2 separate regions of the Homo sapiens genome follow, and region 2 is linked to region 1. Evidence: read pairs that join two places in POLR2A ChIA-PET (ENCODE). Cell type or tissue: PC-9. All regions are shown on one strand. Each heading gives the region's core, and the rest is flanking DNA. Links, peaks and the distances in the headings are about the cores only. Region 1 overlaps FUT8 (fucosyltransferase 8). Region 2 overlaps FUT8 (fucosyltransferase 8).

What was found. ChIA-PET counts read pairs that join two places held together with the same protein. Peaks named below come from ENCODE experiments on the same cell type or tissue, not always from the same donor. Only the 100,000 strongest peaks of a DNase experiment are listed, where the experiment ranks them.
Region 2: POLR2A ChIA-PET joins it to region 1 with 8 read pairs; 2 of 35 experiments call an interaction of 5 or more read pairs at or near these places.

Annotation. Positions count from the first base shown.
Region 1 is chr14:65,617,785-65,623,167 of GRCh38, reverse strand. All of the region lies in intron 5 of FUT8 (fucosyltransferase 8), which reads right to left. Among named protein-coding and RNA genes, the nearest start is that of MIR625, 150 kb to the right of the region's middle. In PC-9, for the core only: no CTCF peak of the experiment used is centred there; no DNase peak of the experiment used is centred there.
Region 2 is chr14:65,498,819-65,504,201 of GRCh38, reverse strand. The region is part of intron 2 of FUT8 (fucosyltransferase 8); the gene reads right to left. Among named protein-coding and RNA genes, the nearest start is that of MIR625, 30 kb to the right of the region's middle. RefSeq lists enhancers at 2,452-2,621, 2,652-2,711. In PC-9, for the core only: no CTCF peak of the experiment used is centred there; a DNase peak (open chromatin) is centred at 1,189; H3K27ac peaks cover 2,665 bases.

The DNA of each region.
Region 1 (5,383 bases), core at 214-5,213:
TATAATCCCAGCATTTTGGGAAGCTAAGGCAGAAGGATCACTTGAGCACAGGAGTTCAAGACCGAGTTGGGCACCATGGCAAGTCCCCCTCTCTACAAAAAATAAAAAATCTAGCTGGCTGCAGGGACACACGCCTATAGTCCCAGCTACTCGGGAGGCTGAGGCAGGAGGATCACTTTAGCCCAGGTCGTTTTTGCACCACTGTGCTCCAGCCTGGGTGACAGAGAGAGACACTGCCTCAAAAAAAAAAAAAAAAACAGAGAAGCTCCCCCTAAGGGCCAGCACAGAGATGGAATCCAGGCAAGAAGGTGAAGGAATTAACACTTACGGGGGTAAATGTGACTAAGATTTACTCTCAAAGTCAAATCCATGGGCAAATCTGCATCATGGGCAAGAAAAATTACTTGAGTTTTGTCCAAAGCTGCTTTTACTTCGGTTTGCTCCTGCAGCAAAAATAAGCAATGCTAAGGATAAAAATGTGACCAGGAGACAGGCAAGAAAACAAAGCTCCTTATTGCCTCCCTTATCTCAAGGAGGAACTTTAGGATGCCACCATCTTGACAACTGACACAGGTGGGGAAAACTCCAGAAGGATGACAACAAAAATAGCTTATACTATCATATATAAGACAACAATTATGTTACTTTGGTGAGTGATGTTCACTAGGCTTACATTTAGTTTCCAGGCCTTAACATTTTTCCTATTGAGTCTTTCAATAATCTGCCTTTATCTGTGCCAGCTCTGCAGGGTCTAAGAGTTAAGTTTTCCTAATGTATTAATAGGTCTGACCAGAGCCTACTAGAATCTATAATGTGTCACGCACTAGGTAAAGTATTTTATATATTTTCCTTCATGTAATCATCACAATGCTGTGCTATAGGAATTATATCCCCGTACGTAGAAGAGAAAAAGCTCAGAAAAGCTAAGTATTTAGCAATTAAGAGAACGGATTTTGGAGTAAAACCGTTCTGTTAACTTAGCCTGTGTTAAGCCACCTAATTTCTCTAGAACTGAATATAACTTCAGTTATAAAAATGGAACTAAGCTAGGCGCAGTGGCTGACGCCTGTAATCCCAGCACTTTGAGAGGCTGGAGTAGATGGATCACCTGAAGTCAGAAGTTTGAGACCAGCCTGGCCAACATGGTGAAATCCCGTCTCTACTAAAAATATGAAAATTAGCCAGGCATGGTGGCGTGTGCCTGTAGTCCCAGCTACCCGGAGGCTGGGGCACGAGAATTGCTTGAACCTGGGAGGCGGAGGTTGCAGTGAGCCAAGATCGTGCCACTGCACTTCTGCCTGGATGACACAGCGAGACTCCATCTCAAAAACAAAAAGGAACAACTTTGGGAGGCCAAGGTGGGCGGATCACCTGAGATCAGGAGTTCAAGACCAGCCTGGCCAACATGGAGAAACCCTGTCTCTACTAAAAATACAAAATTAGCTGGGTGTAGTGGCAGGCGACTGTAATCCCAGCTACTCAGGAGGCTGAGACAGGATAATCGCTTGAACTCGGGAGGCAGAGGTTGCAGCGAGCTGAGATCGTGCCATTGCACTCCAGCCTGGGCAACAAGAGCGAAACTCCATCTTAAATAAAAAAAAAGAGGAACAAATAGGCCAGGCGTGGTGGCTCACGCCTGTCATCCTAGCATCCTAGCACAAACGGGCCAAGGCGGGCAGATCACAAGGTCAAGAGATCGAAACTATTCTGGCCAACATGGTGAAACCCTGTCTCTACTAAAAATACAAAAATCAGCTGGGCATGGTGGCGTGTGCCTGTAGTTCCAGATACTCAGGAGGCTGAGGCAGGAGAATCGCTTGAATCCGGGAGGCAGAGCTTGCAGTGAGCCGAGATCACACCACTGCACTCCAGCCTGGCAACAGAGCGAGACTCTGTCTCAGAAAACAAAACAAAAAAAAAAACAGGAACAAATAATGCATACCTTGTAGGACTACTGTGCTGATAAAGTAACATAATGAATGCAGAACCTTTATCATAGTGACTGGCATGTAAGAAATCCTTAGTAAGTGATTATTTTTAATCTAAAATCATTCTTAAGTTTGGAAATCACACCCAAAAGATGTGTGGTCGTAGGAAGCAAAACAGAATTAGAACTACTAGATGAAAAACACCCTTTTCCACCTGGAGATTCTTCTTCTAATGCAAACTTTATTTTAGGAGACACTGTTCCATTACAGGCGATGAAGAATCATTATCTGGCTGATAGAGACTAAGTGATGAGCAGAATAAGGATGACTTCATAAAGAAATGTATCCCTTTGCACATGAATATTAAGATGAATGTTCTAGCACCACTTGAAAATAAGCTTGGATTCCTTAGAAGACAATCATACAAAAACATTTTGTTGAAACAAATCCGAAATTCAAGAAAGAATATCCACATCCCAGCTTAATATAAGTCTCAATCAAATCACATCTCAGAGAACTTAGTAAGATCTTCCTTCCTCCCTTCCTCTCTCTGTCTCTCTCTCTGTTTTTGTGTATATGAAATAAAACACAAAGAATAGAAGGTTTGAAGGTTCACCAAACTTAACTTTTCAAGAGTGGGAATATCAATTCTTGGACCTTCCAAACAGAATGAAAATACAAGCTATTGGGCAACAACAACTATGATCATAAACTTAAAAAAAATCTGTAAGCTATTCTATCAATCTTTCCCAGTGTACCCCTTGAGTCACAGTCATTTCTTTTGTTACATAATCCCCCACAATGTCTTTTTGTACATTAGCAAATCAGCATAATTAACATAAGTATCATTCACTATTTGGAGAACACAATTTAGTCTAAGCACAGCTGCCCTATATATTACTGATAATGAGAAATGCAAACTAGGTAAGGGAGATGAGATTGCTACTTTAACAGATTGTTTTTCAATAGTTTCAGTCAACACAGTTGAAAAATGGCTCATCTCCTGTACTTTAGTTTTATAATTGTTATAAATTACCATAAACAGAACTTGGTAAAAAAAATAATAAAATAAATGAATAAATTTAAAAAAAATATGGTAATTTTAAAAGCAGAAAGAAGCAGCTTTGGTACCCTTTTCATAAACTGGTATTTGGCAATATGAAGATGATAAAAAGAATCAGAGCAACAGTGATTAAGTTAAACATGTCTCTGCATCAGCCTGAAAGGTTGATAAGACAGACTCCATGATATGCTTAGAGGTTGAGGTACACATCTAAACTGCCATAAATCGAAGCACTGAACCTACAATACAAGATAAATGGTAAAACCACAATGGCAAAAATACTAACTCTAAACCGCTTAATTCTCTCTACTGCAAAGAGGTAGGCTAGGGTCAATTCATGATCAATGATATCAAAAGCTACAAGTATATTTAACTGTATTACTGGGAAGAATGGTCATATGCAATCACTAGAATGAAATCATCATTTAGAAATCTAGTGATGCTAAAACTTGATATCAATATAGCAGATAATAATTAATATGCTACTCTAAATTTATTATACCATCAACACCTCTAAATTCTTAAAACAGCCTGTAAAAGCTTCTAAAAGCCCAAGAATATTACTAATTACTACCAGTTGATTACCCAACTGTGGTTGCAGGCAGAGATTAGGCTCTACTAGTTATTAGCTATCAAGGCCAATCAGGTAAATAAATAGTATTTTGCTAAAAATCTCAGGTGAGTTGAATCTTAGATCAAACTTATGATATTTGGCCCCCAGGCTGCATTTTAATGCCTGGTAATGCAAGTGATGAACAACAGGAGCCAGATTCCAGGAGAGGAAACATGGTGCCCTGACTACTAGGAAACAGCTTCAAGTGGGCAACAAAGGAGGAGTCTTACCCCCACAGCTCACTGATGGGGTCACTAACCTACAGAGAAATGCGATTTCTACCAGGAAACAACACAGGCATCGTGGTGAACTCACAAAGAGAAACAGGGAGTCTGTAGTTGTAGTTCTCAAAAACCAGCAACTTTAGCTGCCCTTAGTATTACTACTACTATTATGATCTGTTTTTCACCACAGAACACTTCTGACACCAAATATGTGCATTTTCCACATCAGATAATTCTCCAAATCTCTGTGGACACCAACTAGGTAGTGACACAAACTACCCAGAATTAGCCCAGACCTCTCAGTTCCATAATACTACACCCCACTTCACATGCCATCGCAAGTACAAAGTGGCCAGGGTACCCACACTCTGTCAAATCAGGGGCTCCCACAATGAACTACTCAAGTTCAATAATCTGCTAATAATCTTCTAACCCAGGTAGAAGGCTGCAAAACCCTAATAGAGCCCAAGACTCAGGAGGGCTCTTTTAAGAAGGCAGGCCCATACCCAGGTGGCAGCCTCACTGACCATGGTCCCAGCTACAGACCTAGAAACCTATACACTATCATTTGAGCCAATGTAAAAATAAAATGGACTTTTGTATCATATAAAAATTACCAGAGGCAAACCTAAAAGTTTGTTTTGATTTTAATTCTTATACTTAAGGATCTTGAAAATGGTCAGTAAAAGGGTATATTCTACATAATAAAAGTCCTTTCTATTTGTACGTCCGTCAGTTTAAGGGTTATTTCTCTAATGTTTGATTGTGTTTTGCTCATTATTTGTATTACTGCATTCTAATCTGGCTTCCTGGAGTTAAATTACTACCCTATGAAGTTATGTCCCAGATTCATTGTCATTTCTGTTTAAGACAGGAAAATAAACTGACTTGGGTACCTTTACTTACCATTTTTGTTTTCAATGAACTACCATTATTTAACATACTAAATGGCACTGTAAGGAATCATAATTCAACAACAACAACAACAAAATGGAAAACTGATTTATATCAGTTTCTCAGGGGCCCATTTCTTATATTCACTTTTCATTTGTACATATGGTCACAAAACATATGCGAGTTATATAAACAAATTATATTATTATTTACAAAATAATTCCTTAAAGAATTATTTCAATTCAGCTGGACATGGTAGCCCAGGCCTATAATCCCAGCTACACAGGAGGCTGACGAGGGAGGATCACTGGAGACCAGGAGTTCAAGACTGGCCTGGGTAACATAGAAAGACCTCCACATCTAAAAAATAAATAAATAAATATATACATACATATATATATATATATATATATATATATATATATATATATATATGAATTAATTTTTAAAAACACTGGAAAATTAAATTCTCAAGTTATTTGATTACTCAAATCTTTTTTTTGAGACAGAGTCTTGCTCTGTTGCCCAGGCTGGAGTACAGTGGCATGATCTCTGCTCACCACAACCTCTGCCTCCCAGGTTCAAGTGATCCTTGGGCCTCAGCCTCCCAAGTAGCTGGGATCACAGGCATGTGCCACCATGCATGGCTGATTTTTGTATT
Region 2 (5,383 bases), core at 180-5,179, 120 kb after region 1:
TAACATCCTACTTTAATATTTTTTCCTAAAAAAGAACATGAAAGTTCAACTAATACAAAAAAGCCTCGCAGTTTTAAAGAAGGGGGTGTAGGTGGGAGAAGTAAGAAATTCAAACAGCTTCAAGGACAAAAAGCATGTCCCACACCAGAACATATTTACAACTCTTCAACTTGAATTCAACTAACATCCAACTGCGGCAATCAGCCAAGCTTGGCAAATTAAAATAACAGTAATTTTGACAGATTATCTTCTATAAATATTCAAATATGAACATTTGTGTTCACGCAAAGGTCTCCATATGCCAATCAAAATGCTTTGTTAAGGATCCTAACATTGAGCTTTTTTCTTCACCCATCTGTAGGAATCCCCTGAATCCTTAACTTCCATTTTAACTCTCTCACCCCAGCTAATTGTGAGACACATTATCTGTCTAGTTGTAGCCTGAATTAAAAACTTAAGGATAACATTCACATAGTATCAACAGACAAAAGGAACCTAGAACCTTTCAAAATCTAGGTCTGTAAAGACAAAAGGAAAGATCCAGGAAGGCAGGGAGGGAAGGGCAGAGAGAGGCTCTTGAAGGATGGCAACCAAATGAAAGATTACCTTTCTATTTGTGTTAGCAGATAGAAATTACTGAAAGTAAAATCTAGATGTAAAGAGAAATTAACAATTTCATAAATTTGGGCTCTATTCAAAGTTTCATTTGGCTCAAGGCAAGATGCTGTGTTTTAATGACAAGTTTAAGTATATGAAACTGTCAAAAGCAGAGAAATGCCATCAGTATGAAATTCACACTAAACACACTTTTTGAAATCTGCAGATGTCCTATCATCAGGAACAATCAATAAATAAGAGTAACAATGGCTTTAATGAAAGCAAGTTATCTGATGCATGAATTTGTTAATTGTTCTATTCTGTCCTCCATTACTCAGTTTCCCTTAAATATGTACACAATTACCAAGCAGTCTCACGCCTTCCAGGAAAATTACAAGTGATAGGCACATTTCTGCATTCAGGGCAGCATTATATTATGGAAGAAAATTTAACCTATTCAGAAGCATATATTTCTCTGATCCTACCTGGAAAGAAACAGCTATAAATAGCTCTACTAAAATTGCTCAAAATATTTCTAGACGGGCAGGCTTACAATAGAAACTCTTACTTTATGATCACTCACCACTCAACCATCCAAGTCCAACACTGGATCTAAGCCAAACCAGTAGTTCTCAAGGGAGGGAAGGGAGTTAAAAAAGTCTGGTCTAGGGACCAGTAGCTCCAGCCTCCCCTGGGAGCTTGTTAGAAATGCACAATCTCAGGCCTTACCCAGGGACATATTGAATCAGAATCAGTATTTTACCAAGATCCTCAACTGATTCATATACACATTAAAATTGAAGAAGCTCTGCAGGAGGGGGAATTTTTGAATGAGTAAAAAAGGCATAATCTTTTCAGAGGTTGGTTACCACTGCAGACCACTGTTTGGCTAATAAGCAACCAATTTTAAAACTTTGTTTATGGGTAACATCATTACTTTTACCATTATTTATTTTACATTTTAAATAAGGGCTTTTAAAAAACAGAAATACCTCAAGAGGCAAAGAAGGAGTATCTAATGATTAAATGTAAGTTACCAAAAAAAGCTGTAACAGAATTATCTCAGAATAAGTGGACCCGGGCCGGGCACGGTGGCTCACACCTGTAATCCCAGCACTATGGGAGCCTAAGGCGGACAGATCACTTGAGGTCTGGAGTTCGAGACCAGCCTGGGCAACATGGTGAAACCCTGTCTCTACTAAAAAGACAAAAATTAGCCAGGCATGGTGGTGGGTGCCTATAATCCCAGCTACTCGGGAGGCTGAGGCAGGAGAATCACTTGAACCTGGGGGGTGGAGATTGCAGTGAGCTGAGATCCCACCACTGCACCCCAGCCTGAGTGACAGAGTGAGATTCTGTCTCAAAAAAAAAAATAACAATAAATAAGTGGACCCAGCCAGGCATGGTGGCTCACACCTGTAATCCCAGACCACTTGGAGGCCAACATGGGTGAATCACTCGAGGCCAGGAGTTCGAGACCAGCCTGGCCAACATAGCAAAACCTCGTCTCTACAAAAAATACAAAAATTAGCTGGGTGTGGTGGCAGGTGCCTGTAGTCCCAGCTACTTGGGTGGCTGAGGTGAGAGGACTGCTTGAGTTTGGGAGCTCGGGACTACAGAGAGCCAAGATTACACCACTATATTCCAGCCTGGGCATCAGAGCAAGACACTGTCTCAAAAAAAAAAAAGAAAGAAAAGAAAAGACAAAGTAGACCCGTCTCATGCCCCCTCCCCCATCACATTAACTAAACAAATTAATTTTTTAAATAATAATAACAACTTTCCTTCCAAACCCTCAGCATTAAGAATATCTGGGTCTGGGGTCCAAGTAGCTAGGAAAAGAGACCAAGAGACCAAAGGCCTATGGCCTCCTTTGACCAGAAGAGAAGGCTATATATACTGGTTATTCAGCTATTTTCTCTCAGATCCAAATCTACCCTTTAATACTCATCTTTGTAATACTGAAAATAAAACTCTGAAAACTACTTTTCTCTTCTGCAGCTAGCTTCCTCACACTGCCAATAAGGACACTAGAGGGAGAATGCAGTACATGCTTTTTCCAGTCAGCATTGCCCAGCATAGATCCTCCACCCCAGCAGTAGCAGTGATAACCACCAGCTTTTTCTGGCACTCTCAGAAATTCCCCTCAGACATACCAACAGCTGTCAGGAAGTACCCCCTCCAGAGGTTTTGAACCCCAATTCTATGAGGTCCCAACTCCAAGTTCTTATTTCCCCCTCAACCATATGAATAGTGGCTAATTCCTGCAAATATTGTCTCTGTGTTACCCCAGTGTTCCCTGTTTGCTTTTTCAGCCCTCCAATACCTGTATAATCCCTTCCCTGTATTAAATTTTCTGGGCTGAAATTTTTTGTTTTTGTTTGTAATTCTGTAGAGACAGGTCTTACTATGTTACCCAGGCTGGTCTCAAACTCCTGGTCTCAAGAAATCCTCCTGCCTCGAGTATTTAGTGTGGACTGTTTTCCTGACCTGATCCTAACTGAGCCATCATGGCTAGATGGAATAAAATTTAACATGATCTTGATCGCTTTGGAAAACGGTCTTCCCAAACATGGTAAGTCCATAAGAAAATATTTACTGCCTCTCCTCCAAAATAGGTGCAAGATGGGAAATGGATACAAGAAGCACAGTTGAGGAAGAAAGAAGAAGCATAACCTAAGAAAGGAATATATTGAAACAAATATCATGGCATAAAACACATTTTAACCCTGAAAAACATAAAGAAAAGGCCAATAAAAAGTCTGAAGCAAATACAAGTTTTCAACGCTAATGAAAACCACAGATTTTTAGATCTATATTCTTCTGCCTCTGCCATTGTTCAGTTTTGTTACAGCAGTTTTGTATCTAGTTTGGGTTATTACACTTTAAGGAGACTATTGAGAAATTAGGGAAAGTCCAAAGAAGACTATACAAATGATGAAAAGGGATAGGAAATAGGATCCATAAAGAAAGGTTCAACAGTCAAACCTTTTAGTCTAGCGAAAAGAAAACTTCAGGCCAACATATTAACTGCCTTCCAGTTTAAGAGTTCTAACCAGCTGTCCACCATCATCTCTACAGAGGAAATGAGCTTAAAATGGAAGACAACAAAGTAAGAGAAGACCTAAAATGTAGCTTCTTAGCTTATGACTCTCCTTCAGATAACTAAAGTGGTGGCTCTTAATGCTAGTTTCACAAGAGAATGATCCAGGATATTTTTACCGAAAGAAAAAATGATGATGATGATGACGACAATGATGACGACGATGATGCCCAGAACCCCAAAGGCAAAGCTCTAATTTAACTGGTATGACACAGAGCCAAGGCATAAAGAACAAAAAATATCTAAGTGTTTATAATATACTGAAAGCAGGAATGAGAACCACTTAATGGAACACTGCATAACTGTGCTACTCAAAGTGTGTTATAAGAATGAGCTACATCCAGATTACCAACAGGAGCTTGTTGGAAAGGTAACATCTCATCCTATTCCAAAACTACTGAATAAGAATCTACATGTTATTATGATCCCTACACAATCCCATATGCACATTAAAGTTTGAAAAACATTGTTCCATAACAGTTTGAAAGGGGCGTTAAGTGTGTATGTGAGACCAAACACCAGCCTAAAAATAACTAAGCTGAATTTTTCTGAGCTTTTAAATATAAAAATTTTTTTACCCTAAGGTCAATTAGAGTTTACTAAGAAGACTATTTTAGAGAGTGAATAATACTTATAACTAAATATTCAACACATACTATTTGCTGGCATTTTTTTTTTTTTTTTGAGACAGGGTCTTGCTGTGTTGCTCAGGCTGGAGTGCAATGGTACAATCACAGATCACTGCAGCCTGGATAGACCTCGATGGACTCAAGCAATCCTCCTGCCTCAGCCTCCCATGTAGCTGAGACTACAGGCACACACCACCGCACCAGCCTAAGTTTTTCATTTTTTATACATATGAGGCCTCGCTTGTTGCTCAGAATTATCTCGAACTCCTAGGCTCAAGTAATCCTCCCACCTCGGCCTCCCAAAGTGTTGGGATTACAGGCACAAGCCACTGCACCCAGCCCATTATTCTTTACAAATTGATTTAATCATCAACACACCTATAAAGTAGATATTTATTAATAATTAGTTATGGCAAAATAAGATATTAAATAATTTGCCCCATGTACTACTTAAAAAAAAAAGTGGTAAACCTGAGACTTGAGCTGTACTCTGTTTGAGGGCCTCTACTTAACCACAAAATAATTCTAGTTTATCAACACCATCCCCAAACATTCTGAAATCATTCAGAATGAAAGTATAATAACTGGTAATGAAAATGCTATAAGGGTAAAGAAAAAATTAGTGTGCTCTTCTCTGGTTAAAAAAAAATTCAGCCAGGTATGGTGGTGTGTGTGTGTGTCTGTAGTCCCAGCAACTTGGGAGGTTGAGGCAGGAGAATCACTTGAGCCTAGGAGTTTCAGGCCAGCCTGGGCAACATACAGTGAGATCACTGTCGCTTGAAGAAAAATTTTTGGTAATAACCACTGTTATTTATATTTGGGAAGTAACTGAAATCCTATGTTGGGAGACACGTTCTTACCCAATGCCTCCTTAATTCATCCCTACAACTATTACTACTTCCACAACCATTACCACCACTACAACCCTCAGAAAAGTAATGTACATGAGGCTATAATTATTTTTCACAATGAAAGAGGCATGACATAAATTTAGTCTGATTTTTCTCCTTCTCTGTATCCCACTGCTTCCAACCTCTAAAAAAGTCTACTGTTT